2 separate regions of the Mus musculus genome follow, and region 2 is linked to region 1. The links are chromatin loops, found by intact Hi-C in ENCODE. Cell type or tissue: left cerebral cortex. All regions are shown on one strand.

Evidence for each region. Hi-C counts contacts between places; a loop is a spot of excess contacts. Peaks named below come from ENCODE experiments on the same cell type or tissue, not always from the same donor. Only the 100,000 strongest peaks of a DNase experiment are listed, where the experiment ranks them.
Region 2: a loop joins it to region 1, with 3 times the contacts of the local background. A loop is called at or near these places in 4 of 42 quality-filtered maps.

What each region holds. Positions count from the first base shown.
Region 1 is chr14:78,937,600-78,945,599 of GRCm38, reverse strand. All of the region lies in intron 9 of Vwa8 (von Willebrand factor A domain containing 8), which reads right to left. Among named protein-coding and RNA genes, the nearest start is that of Vwa8, 92 kb to the right of the region's middle. In left cerebral cortex, no CTCF peak of the experiment used is centred here; DNase peaks (open chromatin) are centred at 3,655 and 4,260; H3K27ac peaks cover 2,025 bases.
Region 2 is chr14:79,103,051-79,111,050 of GRCm38, reverse strand. It overlaps Vwa8 (von Willebrand factor A domain containing 8), which reads right to left. Exons shown (of 45, transcript NM_027906.1): 37 at 7,355-7,559. Gm30970 (a long non-coding RNA gene) reads left to right here. Exons shown (of 2, transcript XR_383637.4): 2 at 3,814-6,454. Among named protein-coding and RNA genes, the nearest start is that of Gm30970, 28 kb to the left of the region's middle. In left cerebral cortex, CTCF peaks have their summits at 3,760 and 3,962 (motif pointing right); DNase peaks (open chromatin) are centred at 3,985 and 7,501; H3K27ac peaks cover 170 bases.

The DNA.
Region 1 (8,000 bases):
ACTCTCCCAAGGGGTCAACAATGGGAGCCTATCCAATGAGTATCAGCAGGCAATCCAGGTGGCTCTCTTCTCACAACAGAGCCTTCAGATACACAGCCTTATGAGAAGTCAACCCTCTGGGAAAATACCACATGTATCTATTTGACTCACTCTGCAATCTCTAGATCCCAGAATCACACCTGGGATGTAGTCAGGGGTCAGTCAATAAAAGTTGGTTAAATAGAACCCAAATGGGGGCACTGGAGAGATGGCTCAGCGGTTAAGAGCACTGACTGTTGTTCTTCCAGAGGTCCTGAGTTCAATTCCCAGCAAACACATGGAGCCTCACAACCATCTGTAATGAGATCCGATGCCCATTTCTGGTGTGTCTGAAGACAATGACAATGTACTCACATACATCAAATAAATAAATAAATCCTTAAAAAGTGCAAATGTAATTTTCCCCTTCATCCTCAAAATCCCCTATGCTTGGGTGCTGGAGAGGAAACTAATCACTGACTGTTCCCGGAGAGTACCCATGGCAGCTAGCAACCCTCTAACTCAGTTCCCTTTCCTGGCCTCCACAGGCTCCTGCCATGCCGTACACAATCAGATATGGAAGCAAAATACTCATGTACCTAAAATAAAATAATCCTGTTTGAAAGCTCATCAATTTTTTCATCATAATCTTCTTTTCCTGCTTGTTCAATGACAAAAGGAGTTCTACTGTAAGTGACGAAGTTACTAGAATCATCATTCTACCTCTGGTTAAACAATGTTTACATCACTCAAAGCAAGGTACAGTGATGTTCTAGAAATGCCCCTGTTACCCAAGGCCTACAGACTATGTACTTGTGAACTTTCACCCGTGTTCCTATAAAGATGTTTATCTGTCATGTTACAATAGACGGGGACTTCTTGAATTTAAATCACCGTAGACCCCCAGCATCCTTTGCTTCCTTCTGCTCAGCACCACACACATTTTACCAGCAGCACATCCAGGTCCAGCTCCCTGTTTCCTCAGTGCTCGTCTACCCATCCTACCCATCTGGTTTAGGCTTACATTCCCACTTACTAACACTTCTCTTGGTAAATCCACAAACTACCACCAAAGTTCATAAGCTCATTTTCTCCCTATCTTTTACCACCTCTTCCTTCTCAATGTACTCTGAAAGTTCTCCTTAATTTTCCCAACGTCACTCTAGGAAACATCAGGAGAGAACCATTTAACAAAAGTTACCAACTGAAAGAATGTGGTATGCATTACAGTAAAGGCATCTCTTACATTCCAAGAGACTGGTACTTTAGAAGAACCTCACAACCAAGTATAAATAACATACCTTGGGATCATTTGTGACTTCTATCTTATTGTGTACTCAGCCTGTTTTATCTTTAAGAGAACAACCTTATTTGCTTTGGATTTCCTATGTGATTAACTTCTACAACTTAAGCTAATGCTTTGCCATAATCATAAATTATGAACTTTTCCACATCCCTGGCCTAAGGTAATACATGTGTTTGTATATGTGTTATGATAACCATCTGGTGGGAACAGAAAATAGGGTGAAAGTGGCTTTATCAAGTGCATATCCATCACAAATTCGGAATACCACATGGCTATAAGTTAGTAAGTCTATTAACAATGATGTTTGTAAACTGTGAGCTAGGGTGAGCTAGGGTCAGATGGAATCAATGACTTCATCCCTTATAAAACAGTTAAAGATCTCTGTAAAATATTCTCCAATCCCCTCCCCCCCATGTTATGCTGTCTGTACTGTTTAATAAGTGGGAGAGGAAAGTCCTTTGTTGAAGACACACATGGGCACACACAGAGACAGGGACAAATTCACAAGAGAGCATTTAAGCAGGCAGAGATTCCAACTCATACAACAGACAGAAAGGGACAATGGAAGACATGGGTAGAAGAGAAGCCGAGAATCCAAATCTGGGCTTGCTCTCAATTTAATAGCACCAAGGAGAAGCACTTTGATTCCTTTTCCTAATTTGACACCGAGTTATTATTGGTAACTCTGAGTTTATTATTAATATGTCAAACCTATGCAATAGAATACAGGCTATGTTTTTGTGAGGAGCAGAGAGAGAAAAACATTGAAACATTTACTAATCCTGGACTGATGAGACACAGTGCTCACATCTGTTAATGTGAGAACATAATGTGCTCACAGTTGATTGGATACCAAAATCATCATGGAACGGAATCCTTGTTTCATGTTTCCAGGAGGACTTAGGTATATTTCCTTATTAAAAAAAATTCTATCATATCCAGATAAATAATTTTAGAAATCATCTATTTTCATAACTCCTGGTTTTTCTCTTGTGAATCTATGAAATGCTGACCTGTGCCTGCCACAGCCCCTTTGACTCTCCATGTGGATATCTAACAAGCACATCAAATATGCTCAAACATGGGATCTTGATTTTTCTACAGCCATTCCATTCTCAACTTGATCAAAAAAATCCCACAATCTGTAAAGCTTATAATTATCCTTGATTCCTTGACTGAGCCCTGTATTCAGGTCTTTAGGAAATCATATTGACTCTACCTCCAAACAACCTAAATGCATTTGCCTCTTACCAACCTCATGGCTAGCCAAAGCCCCCACAATCTCTCGACCAGGTTAATATAACAGTCCCATGGCTGATTTTCCTCAGCTTTCTCCCCAATACTGCAGAGTTCTCATCTTAATCCTTAAATGTGGCTGTTTCCAGAATTCAATATCCAGTTTTTCTTTTTTCTTTTCTTCTTGCTCCCAGAACCTATTAAATAATTCCCCATGAATTCAACTAACACTTATACACTAAAGATTCCTAAGCATTTACCCTTTTTATTCCTCGAACACTGTGCTGACATGGGCAAGGGGTCCCAAAGCCCAGTAGAGACAGACATGGGATCCCAAAACAGCAAACTGCATTTGCTGCCTGGAAATCTCCTGCCAAGACCCCCCTGATCAGGCCTCACCTGGACTCAGTGTCTGCACCAGCACCAAGCAGTTATCTTTAATATTAAAATAGCTCTAGAAATAGAACTAGAGTTTAAAAGCTGCTAGAAAGCGCTAAGTCAGAGAGAGCCCTGTGAGGAGCTGTGTCCCCTCCTCACGTTAACTGGCAGCATCGGCAGCTCGTCCGAGTGGGCTTCATTTCTCTTGACCTCTCACTTGTGCTCAGTCTCCCCTCATGCTAACTGTTACCAGCTAATGTCTCTCATCCCACCTATGCCTACTGCATGCCTGCTATCTCCGAACCATTGCTTTTACCAGAGCCATTCCTTTTTAAGCCACAGTGTTAGAAAATCACCATATAAAATGTTGTTGGAGTGTCTGCTGCCCTAACCAGACGGTGTACTCTCCAGAGACGCGATCAGATAGCATCTGTTTCTGCATCTCTAGAATTCACTACGTAGACAACTATTTGCCAAATAATGAATGCTCAATTAATGTTTGTTGAACTAGACAAAAACACTAAATGCAAGATCTTTCCAAGTTTCACGAAGAGAGAGAGGTGGTTCAGACTATATCATCAATGAACAAGAGTGGCACAGCCTTCCTGAATCTCCCAGGGAACATACTAATTTAGTCATTGTTATGACGGAGCCCTACTTAAGTGGGGCTGAGAGCCAAGACACGTTCTAAGAAGCTTGGATGCATCTGTTACTAAACTGCCGGCAAGCATACCATTCTCAAAGCATGGCAAGATGAGAATGAAAGTATTTTCTTTCAGAGTCTTAACTAAAGCTAGACGTGATTCCATGGCTACAGAGATGTTTTAAGAACAGGAGCATCATGTGACAAGCACCATCTGGGGACTGAAGTCATTCCAGCCATTTCTATAGCTGGTCTAGAAACAGGAAAAGTATTCTGAGTTTTAGCTGGCTGCATTTTCAGTGGGTAATAGGTTTTTCTTTAAAGTCTAGTCTAATTAAATGATTACATTAAAATTCAAATGCAACTACTCATTAATTTTTATGATATCTATGAAAGAATATAAATCCCTTCTTGATTTGTTCTATTAGAACAGATATGTCCACTCCTTTATTATAATCCTTTCTGAATTTAATGAAGTTCACTAATTTTCACATTTTCTATCAAAACTATTTGAGGATATTGTTCAGACATAAGCATTAGCTTAAGATATGCCTTGAAAAAATGAGAGAGAGAGATTTAAGGTGGCAAATACATCAGAGTGCCCTAAAACAGATGCAGAGCTACAGCAGTGTGCAGTCTGCTCCACTGCTAAAACAGGACATTCAGTACTCACGTGTAAAGAACATCACTGTGCGCAACAGCTCCTTAGGTCAGGCGAGCTACGGCTGTGATTCAACCTTCAGGTGAGATAATTAAGGTGACAAACACAGTCACACTTTTTCTTCTCTTAGCAAAGTAATTCCAACACCTACTATCAAAGTTAGAAGATTTCTGTTTGTAATATGAACCAATAACCCAATTTCTGCTTCCCTTATCATGAAGACCAAAAGAAGGGCAAAGCTAAGAGAAACAGCATTCTTGAGAAATCCAACTCCTGGTGTAGCCACAGAAACCAGGAAAGTAGAAATGGAGGCAGGGAGAAGGACATCTAGAAACATGGTGTCTTAAGCTTCCATTGCTATGACAAAACATCGTAGCAAGGCACTTACACAAAGAAGGGTTCCTTTGAGGCTGGCACTCCCAAAGTGTTAGAGTCTATGATAAGAGAGCAAAGATATGGTATCAGACAGCTGGAGCCACAAGTAGGAGGCAGAGAGCTGACTGGGAATGCCTTGAGTCTTCGAAACCCAATGAAACACCTCCTCCAACAAGGCCCCACCTCCTAATCCTCACCACACAGTTCCACTAAGGAGCACATGGACCTATGGAAAGCATCATCACTCAAACCGTCAAGAACGGTAGCAGGACACAGTGCATAAGAGAAATGGAGAGAGAAAGGATCTATGAGAGGGTAAGGAAGGACAGCAGCATAGAGGTGTAAGGGGGATAAAGACCCCTGAGGATGTCTGAAAAAGCCACATGAGAACATTTTTATAAACTTACTTAGAAACATGTATATAATACTTACATACGTATGTGGGAGTGGGGTTTAAGTGAAATTAGGCCACAGAGAGTTATAATGCTCCCCAACAGCCGTAGACTAACAAACTCCCCAAACATAGGAAACTTCCATTTTAGTTGTTGGTCAGGGAGGTCCCAGAGGTTCCCAAACAATATAGGCTGTTGCCATTGTCCTTGGGGCCTTCCAGAACTTAAAAGTAAGACCCTAGTATGGAAACACCACATACTTCAAATACAAGACTGGGAGAAATTGGTCTGGAATTCACCCTGAAGCCTTTTCCCTGAGAACTAGCATTCATAATATCTGAAAGTGCTAACTACGCAAGCTACCAAGGGAGAAGAATCAACTACCCTATCCAGCTCTAAAGCCTATGGACCATAGAACTGTTCCAGCAAGGTATCCCCAGTGGTACAATGTAGTGGCACTTTTGTTGTGGGGGTGACTATTAGCTGTCGATTTGAACTTAAATGCCCATTAAGTAAAAATTCATACTTGGTACTATAAACTTAGCCAACTACCCATAGCTGGAGAAGTCACAGTAGAATAACTTGTTCTTGCCATTTTCCTAAACCAAGATAATTTCTAACTATATTCTAAATACTAGTAACAAACAGATGAGTGTAGTTCTTGCCCTTCATCAAAGATTCCTTTTGCAGCAGATAGAAGCTACTAGAGATCCAAGACTGGACAAAAAGAAGAGAATAAATGACTTTATGGCACCTGCTCAGCCCCAGGCAGTGCATCTACAATGCAACCCATACATCTAAGGCTCAGAGATCATCATGGAGGAGGGGGAGGAAAGACTGTAAGAACCAGGATGCCTATTGCTACACGATAACTTCAAAGTCATGACCTGGTTGCTGCAACCATGAAATCTCAACAAATATGGTTGCCTAAACAAGACCCTGAAGAATACTTAAGGCTGTCAAATCCTGGCCTTCAGATAATGGAGGTCCTAGACAGTATTTACGTTCTAACTACTACAGAGAAATCTACATCTTTAGCCAGATGTGAAAGAAAAACAAACTGTCTTTCCAAGAGGGAGCTAATTAGTAAGCCAATAATTTTCTACTGAATATCAACACATAAATATACACTAACAAAACATCACAAGGTATTTTTAGCCTTTTGGAACTCGGCATTTGTAACTATACAATTAAAAAAAAAAAAAAGGATGCCATAAATATTTTAAAAGAAAAGCAAGTTCCAAGAATTAGCAACTGAGGACAAAAATAAAAACATAAATTTAATAGTAAAACTACACCAGGGAAGATATTAAAAACCATTTCAAAACTGTATAAACTCTACATAATTGTAAAAATGCATTCTAGGCTATAAATATGTTGTAAATTTAAACTTCTTTTTACATTACATATTTGTTCTTAAATTTTTAAATGTTAGATATTTTTACAATTTTTATTTTGAAGTAATTTCAAACATAAGAAAATCAAAGGACACAATTATACAAAACCTTCTATTTCACCTTCACCCAAGTTCCTCGTTACAATTCCAGCATGTTTTGGCCTCCCTCCTACTCCACATACATGCGCACGTTCAACTCATTCTTTTTCCTATCAACAAATTGAGAGCAAGCCGAAGATATGATAATCTGTACTTTTAAACATCAGAGTTCATTATTCCCTGACAGCAAGAACTATAGCAAATGTAATCACTCCTTAAGCTGCTAAATAAGAAATCTATACAACCCAGAACCATGTTATGGGTTCTCAACCCACAATGCCTCTGTTCCTGTGTGACCAAATTCTTTGCAGGAAGACACATGGCATGTAGCTGCTGTCACTCGTCAGTCGCCAGCAACCCAGGGCAGTTCTTCGGTTGTCTTTCATGAACTGCAAGTGTCCCTTAACCCAGGACTATACTGTTTTTCTTCACAGTCTAACTTAAATCCTCAACTCTCCACAGGATTCCTGACAAACGATGCTCTCTTCCCAGCACAACACTTGAGAGGCACACAATGCCAATGTAATGTCAGTTTGTTCTGCCTGGTCATGTTGACAGTGACTATAAAAATATCACTTTCCTATCTTAAAGTCAACTGAGTAATTTGCAAGGAGATATTCAGAGATGACATTAATATCGTTATGAAAGTTCATGTAGACACACACACTTTACACCTTCCTAACTCAACCATCAGTCTAATAATGGCCTAATAGTGATTTTTTAATTTATATAATTTCTCCCATATTTGTTGGCACACATTTTACAGTAACAAAGAGAGTTGCTTGTCCTCCATATTTAAATTTTTTAATAGGATGGATACCTATTTTATACAATGTATTATCATCAGTTACTGTTTACTTTTAATATTCAAGTCAATAAATTCTCCTGTGGCTTTGATATGCTGACATCATTTACTGAAAACCTCCTTGATCTCATCTTCTATTTCTTGACCAAATCTTTGGTTCAGCCCTGATTCTCAGGAATTAGGTCCCATTAGCAGACATGGAATTTAGACTTTCAGGCACTTGCTGTGATCACAGCTTCTAGGCTCTGTTAGGCCACAGAGCTAGAAAATGTGTAAACACACACACACATTTTCATACACATTGGGTAATGTTATCCTCTGGCCATGACACAGCCACTGTTATACTGAAATCAGAGCTGCTGTGTTTACCAACGTAAGACTTCCACAAGAATGCCCACTGCGCTTTCCTGGTGGAAGGGAGAGCACGTTCACAAGGCAGTGTATGAGCATGTCTCAGGCAGCAGCACACAGGCTTTCACAAGGCCATGCACTAGACCCACAGAACCCACCCTGAATACACAGTCTAGCCAACTGTAAACTCTCCTGGCTCCTGTAAGGTAGCCTAGCTGAAACTCCCTGATGCACCAAACTAGACTTGGGTGGAATTACTTCCTTACTATGCTCTGTGTGCTCCATGTGGGGCAAGAAGACACTTGTTCACATCTTGCCAGGAGAAACAATTCTGATACGA
Region 2 (8,000 bases), 170 kb before region 1:
GGATACACCCAAGATATAGCTGAAAACTCATAGCCTCCAAGGATCATCAGCTTCCCGATTCTTCTTAGGGCAGTGCTTGTTGGTTTCACTGTATGAGATGTGATTGTTCTGATGCTGTGATGGACTGGAATCCTTGGAGGGGTGGAAAACTTGACTAGTGACTGTTTCTGAACTGCAATGCATGTAAGACAGGCAGTCCCCATACAGGAGTGTCACTGGGAGGCAGTCTTCTTTCTAATTCTTTGCTCAACCGCAGATGTTGCTCCTGGGGTATGACTAGGCTGGGGATGGGCTTGAGAGCATCTGCCTGGGATGTGTGAGGCTCTGTTCAATCCAGCACTGGACAGGAAAAAAGGATTTTCTTTGTTTCTCTGTTTTGCTTTGCTTTATTTTTTGTTGTTGTTGTTTTTGTTTTTTGTTTCTAAAAGACACTGCTATCTGTAGTTGAGACAACCGTGGTTTCTATATTTCCCAGAGAGAGCAAGACACTTGTGTTGCAGTAAATCTCCAACCCAAATATGCCCTGGCAATGACAACACAACTCAGTTAATATGATTACATGCTGTGCGCCTAGATTGGGCAGATCTGCCACTACACTACCATCTTCCACATCTTATGAGATCCCTTAGAACTTGTGGTTTCTCCAGGCCATGAGCTTCTGCTCTGCTTTATTTTCTTCCTCCTCCTCTGCACTGCCTTTCTCTCAAACCTCCTTCTCTCTCCCCACCTTCTGCTCCACCTTCCCTTTTACCTGCCCAAGCATCAGCTCTCCTTTATTTCACAAATGAAGGTGGGAAGCAGGTTTACAGGAAATCACCTGAGTGCTGACTCATTCCTCGTTCACAAGCACTCACTAGAGAACGGAATTAACATCAAATATAATCAGCCCCAGGGCTATCCACAACACAGTGCAGTCTGCCTTCTTTTTAGAAACCATCAGTTTTCAAAGGATTGGGCATAAAGATAGTTCAGCTGATGGCACATAGGAACCAAACCCTACCTGCCTGTGAGAGATCACTGCATACACAATATCCCGGAATTTTGTAAATAGACCATTAACCTCTGGTAGCTGGAACAGTAGGGAGGAAAGGTTTACACCACAGAACTTGGCATACATCATTAGCACCCCCTGTCCGCAGTGGCCAGGACAGCCATCTTATCAGCAGATCCTAGGAACACCTGCCAGGAGAGCTTACATTCTCAGTAGGTACTCCTGAGAATCTTACAGAACCAAAAGTTACTCCTATGGATTTCTCTAGCAGGAATAAACAATAGAAAAGTGATTATAGGCATAGCCCAAGGGTCACCATGTAAGCAAACAGTAAAAGCCAGGTGTACTTATACATGAATAGAGATACAGCAGGAAATTGCAAAAGACTGTGAAAGGCATTGCTTTTCTGGGAAAAGGAGATTCCCACAGACAGCACGTGTGTAAGTGTTGGCTTGCAGACAATTCTGCTGGGCTCCTCCCAACAGTGATCTAGCAACAGCTTGTGTCACTGCCTGCCAGGTGTGAACCAGGTGCCCATAAACAGGACTGCCTGCTAGCCCAGCCCCTCTGCCTCTCTCTGCCTCTCTCTGCCTCTCTCTGCCTCTCTCTGCCTCTCTCTGCCTCTCTCTTTCTCTCTCTCTCTCTCTCTCTTTCTCTCTCTCTCTCTCTCTCTCTCTCTCCTCCCCTTGTTTCTCAATTTCTGTCCTTCTCTGTCCCTTCTCTGCCTCTACCCATTTCCAGGTCCCTGATCCCCACTCTTTCCCTGACAATAAACTTTCTTTTATACTAAGCCTTTTGAGTGGCAAGATTGTTCAGGGGATGCCTCAGCACTTCAGCACTGGCTGCCCAGAACTCCCAGCTCCTGCTATTGCCGATTTACATTTCACAACAACAATCACACAAGGCTTGAAGCATTCTGTAACAGTGACACACGGAAGCAGCCTGTCTCCAGAGTTATTGGCCAAAGCAAAGAACAAAGAATAAGTGGACCATGCTTTCTTTGAAAACTGAACAGAGCACTGTATATCACTAAAAGATCTTAAGATAGCTGCTTGGATATTGGGAAAAAGTTAAGTTTAAATAGAAGAGTAGCAATTATATCTGAAAATAGGCTTTCTTGTCCAACTGAACTCTTAAAACTGCAAAACTACTGAGCTAATGGCTAGAAATGGCCAACCATTGACAACAGAACTGTCACTTACACCTGCTGGCGGGAAAATCCGTTTTTTGTTTTTGTTTTTGGTTTTTTTTTTTTCTGAGACATTGGGTATATCATTCACTCCAGGTCCTCAGGCCTCATGATGAGGAGTAGTTGACCAACATATAATAGAATCCACTCTGTGTGTGTGTGTGTGTGTGTGTGTGTGTGTGTGTGTGTGTGTGTAGACATGTACTTTTTACTTGGTTTACAGTTTGGTGAGTCTTTTCTGTTTGGGTAGTGTTTTATTTTGTTTTCCTGGACTGGAGGATTTTGTTGCTGCACTGGCTTTTGTTTGTCTTGAGAAAAAACTCAAGGGGGGAAAAGATCTAGAAGGACTTGGGGAGGGGAAAACATGATCAAAATAAATTTAAATTGAAAAATTGTTTTAAGCAGTAAACATAAGATAAAAAAGAAGATAGACTTGCATTAGCTTTTCCTCACTAAAAACAAACAAACAAATCTGCCAACCATTAGGTAGCCATTGGCGTTTGGGTGAGAGTGTTCCACACAGGCACATGCACAAGTGGTGGAACTGTTTGGGAAGGATTGGGAGGTGTGATGTCGTTGGAGGAAGTGTGCCACTGGGGCTGGGCTTTGAGGTTTAAAGAGCTTCCAGCCACCCCCAGTGTCACAGCTCCTGCTGTGGCTTAGATGTGAGTGGTCAGCTGTTCCTGCTCTCGGGGACCCTAACCCTCCAGAACCATGAGCCCAGTTGAACACTTTCTTTCGTAAGTTGCCCTGGTCGGGGTATTTTATCACAGCAACAGAAACGCACCTATCTATATACAATAAACTACATGTATTCATAGTCCCAGAGTGTCTTTCTTCTGTGCTTTTTTCTGGGCATCTCTTGCTGTCTCAACACCGAGTGTGTGCCTCCCGTGTGTACTGAGCACAGTCCTGACTGCTGCGCATGTGTGTTCTAGTCCCGTGCAGTGATGACTCAGGACAGTCCATCCATTTTAAAGTTCACGGTTAAGTGAGCACTCTTCAGACTCCAGCAGTGCCATATGGGGTCTGCTTTCTGAACTTCCTGCTGCTATTAGAAAGTGACATCTGAAGCTACTATCGGTCAACCTTTTCTCATGAGAACAGTCATTGACAGCTTTGCAGATTTGATTTTTTGAGGAAAATGGAGTATATTTAATAGAATTGTTTAGAAGAATAAAAATGTAATACAATAAAAAAATGAAGCAACATTGAGAATATAACTAGGTGAGTTTTGGCTTATAATAGCCCATGGTTTTAAAAATATAGACTAAAAGTAATAACTCTCGAGTCTAGGGACTCCAGTTGTAGTGATACTTGAATTTATTGTTATAGTTGTTCTAACTATAGGAAAAATGCATATTCTTCGTCAGAGTGTCAAATTAATGAACATAAGTTATACAAAGAGTTCAGTAAGCTCTCCCTGTGTTATCATTTGAAAATATAGCGGGGAATTCACTAACGAAAACTCAAACAAGTCTGTCTTCTAAGCTAATGCTGCTTGACAGCAGGAGGCAGCAAAGACAGCAAGGACAGCGCAGCTAATTGTCTGTGTGTCTGAGGACAGTCAGTCTGCTATACTCAGAAGAATCACGGAAAGATGAAGCAGATGGCTTGAAAGATTGTTTTCCAGGCCATCACTGCTGACCTAAATAAAGGAGCTTCCACTACCCAACAGAAGCCACACAAGGGACTGTGGAAATCTCCCAAGCAGAAGGCTGACTTCCCAAGTGCTGGCGTACAAAGGTGAGCATTCATTTCAATAATGTGTAGTATACCTGATCGCCACTAGATGGCGATGCGGGCACTTCACCAGAGTCGGAGGAAAGCTGCTGGCACCCAGAAGTAGGGCAATAGGAACTAGGTATCTTTCCCCGCTACTTCTGTAAGACAGATTTCCCAGGCTCCAAAACCAGGAGCAGAACCCTTCTGAGTGAAGAGTCCACTGATGACGCAGCTTGCAGGTTGACGAGGAAGGGAACTGTAGAGGACAAGCCTTACTTCTTATTACTGGCAACGACTCTTAGACTTGGCTGTACAGTCTACTTGTGAATCACAACAGAGTGGGCCTAAATAGAGCAACTAGTATTCTGCCTCATTATTTACCAAGGAATTTGACCAAAAGCCACAAACAGTGGTAGACTACTTTGAGAATTCACTGTGGCCACTTAGCCTGAGGATGCACACTCTCAAGTTGTTTTTCTACCTGATGGTCCAAGTGCGCACACTTCCTGTCCATCCCACAGATCGAGGGACAATGGAGTAAAAGCAGCATGCTGGCATGGGAGTTTCCCCATCAAAACACCACTTAGTTCCAATTTGTATTGCTTTATTACTAAGTGTGTCTTATGTCTGCTTGCTGAACTTTGAGCTGAGGACATGAAGCTATACATTTCTGAGAAACACTTGATTAGAGGAAGTTCATATAATAATATTTTGGTTGTCCTTGAGATAATTTTGCTCGTTTGCTTTGAGTCCCCATATCCAATGACAATGGCACTTTCTGTTCTAGTAACCATAGAGATGTGTAATGCCCTCAACAGCTTGTCTGAAAACCAGTCTTTGCTGAGGATGCCCCCCTGGGAGAATATCTGGCTCGTGGGCTCCATCTGCTTGTCCATGTCACTTCACTTCTTGATCCTCTACGTGGTACCTTTGCCACTCATTTTCCAGATCACACCGCTGAATCTGACCCAGTGGCTGATGGTGCTGAAAATCTCCTTGCCTGTGATCCTCATGGATGAGACGCTCAAGTTTGTGGCCCCAAACTACCTGGAACAACCCGGTAAAGAGTGTGTGCAGCCTGCCACCAAATCTTCCTGCTCCCTGTCTCAGTTCCCTTCCTTGTCAAGGCTAAGGGTGGGGAAGTCTGTGCTTTGTCCTGGGTCTCAGGACACAAGGCTGTGTGTGCAGTGCAGGAGTCTGCAGGCAGTGTGGGGAGCGTGGCCGTTGCCAGTGGCCTGAGCAGTTTTAGCCTCCACCTGCATCCTATCAATAGATTCCCTTCACCCGCTTGTTGTCAGGGTCAAAGGGAGACTTCAGGTGAACCTGGGCAGCATAGGTGACCCCCATTCTCTCCAAGGCATACTCTCCATTCTTCACAAAGTCCAGAGAGACAGGGCCACCACTGGGGTCTCGGATGTAGCCATAGGCGATGGTCTTAAGTTAGATAGCTTAACTATCTAGCTTCAGTTACCAGTGTCATTCAGCTTAGACAAGACAGAGCAGAAAAGAAGACATCAATTGTGTGTACCCATTAGTAAAGTAGGGAGCCGGGACAGCAAAGGTTCTTAATATGTCCAGAAAAGCCCTGGGACTGAAAGAGCTGCAGATTAAAGCACAGAGAGATGGGCTATGTTTTAAACAGCCAAGAACCATTATTAAAATTGTAAGTAAAGATTCTTTCAGAAAAAGAAATAAGAGGCTTAATTTAGGTCACCGATATTTTCTTTTCCTTCCCTCTCCTCTCTCTCCTTTTCCCCTCCCTCCGTCCTTCTCTCCCTCCCTCCCTTCCTCTCCTTTGTTTTTGTTTTTTTCTCTGTGTAACCCTGGCTGTCTTGGAACTTGCCCTGTAGACCAAGCTGGCCTTGAATGCAGAGTTCTGCCTACCTTTGCCTCCCAGGTGCTGGATTAAAGATGTGCACTGCCACGCCCAGCCCCGTTTTCTTTCCCTTTTATACTTTAGAGACGAGACAGGGTCCTGCTATGGAGCCTGGATTATCCAGAACTCACTATGTAGTTCAGGCAGGTCTTGACTTTATGATTGTCTTCCTTCACATAACAAGTGCTGGGGTTACAGGCATGCATCCTTCAAATAACAAGTGTGCTCCACCACACCCATTCACATCCCGACCACAGGTAAAGCATGACCTTTGAGCTCCACATTATATGAGAAATTTAAAGAACATATTTGAAGTTCAAACACAATAGTATTTACTGCTAGGCATCAGTGAAAACAGAAGTGAAGGAAAACTGGTTCAAATAGAGGGAATGCTACCGTTTGGAATAGTTCTGAAGAGAACCACAAGTAACAGGTTCCATAAAAATCCCTGAGCACGGTGGATGCACAGGGGCCATCTTGCTGCTGCAATAGAGCTACTGACTTACCAACATTGTTTTAGGCAATGCTTTTGTCTTAACTTAATTAAACTAATATGTTTATGTGTCTTCAAAAGAATTGGAAGTCAGTAGCCTATTTTGGTTTGAGATTTTAAAAACATTCCTGTAAGCTAAAAAAAAAAAAAAAAGAAAAAACAAAATTCTAAGACAACACTGTATCATCCATCCACTCACAAAGACACTTACACCTCTTTTAAGGAAAATCATATGAAATAGTAATTATTAGTCTATTACTGAAGGAATGATACAGGGTAATGCCTTCCCTTGCTAATGGAGGTTTGCAGAGTGACAAGGCAGCAACCCACTCACCCTTCTTTCTGTTCACTAATTAATTAGTTATCCAACTAACTAGTTTTGGAGACTACCTTTCTGTTTGCTACATAACAGTGATATTTAACAAGAAAAGATTTCTTTGTGAAGATTAAAACCAATTGCAGACATATCCCACTAACTTCCGCTTCAGACTAAGTAAGCCTGCAGCCCTCCTGGTTCCGCCAGCTCGTTCTCATCAGCATCAAGATTAACGAGCTTCATTGCAGCTTCCTCACCTTCCAAGGGCTGTGCTGCTCTCTCAGTCAGAGCTGCACCTACTCATGGCACCTGCCAAGCATGCACCACCTGCAGACACGTGCTGGTACAAACTCTACCAGAGGCCTGCGTTGCTGTCCTACCTTATCCAGTCTCCAGCCCCAGACCTTAAAGGAGCCTGCTGTACACGGCAGCCCCAGGTTTCCTTCCTAGGCAGCAGGAATGGCTGTCGACAACCATGCTGATATCAGGAAGAGAGGATGCAGGAATCCGGAGATGCTTACGTCTAAAAACTACACGTTGCTTATATCTGTACGTTTTAACGTTAGTAACACTTAACATTGGCAGAAGACTAAGACACGGGCTTACTTTGTCACTCTCAAGACGGATAGATTGTTTTTCCTATTAAGAGTCTAAAAATAAATTTTAGCCATTCAAGCAGCTGTTGGAGTGGCTAAGCCAGAAGTTCCCTTAATGGCAGCATTTGAAAGCAAATTCATTTGTGAGAGGAAAGTTTTGAGAGATACCTGCACATGTTTGTCACTGTCTTGTCCAATCATGTTTCTCCATTCCATGAGCGACTGCTGCAGACGTTCAAGTCCAGTTTCCCAGAGCCTGACACGCCCTCCCATATCAACAGTCACGACGCTGCTCTTGTCCCACTCAGCCAGCAGAGCATCTGTGTCTGAAATAGCAGATATCCATGCGGTGTATGGCGAGAGAGACTCTGCGCTGAAAAAGGAGCCCAAAGGAAGAACAAGTCGCTCATACAGAATGCAGTGTATACAGATGCAAACAGCTTATGGGGACCATGGGGAAGTGACACTACTTCAGAAATGCTGACAGTCGTTAGGTCAGGTTTTGACAAAATGACACAAATGTAGATGTGTTTGCAAAGACAAACCTTAATTGAGAAAAACACTTGCACCAGATTGCCTATAGGCAACTCTGTAGGGCATTTTGTTGACTTGTGATTGATAGGGGTGTATGTGTGTGGGGCTGGCTCTCCGTAGGTGATGCCACCACAGGGCAGGTGGTTCCAGGTTATATACACGTCAGTAAGCAGCACTCCTTCATGAATTCTGCTTCAGCTCCTGCTTCCGGGTTCCTGCCCTGACTCCCCTCAGTAATAGCATGGGTCTGAGAGTCCTAAGAGTTGTTTGGCCATGGTGT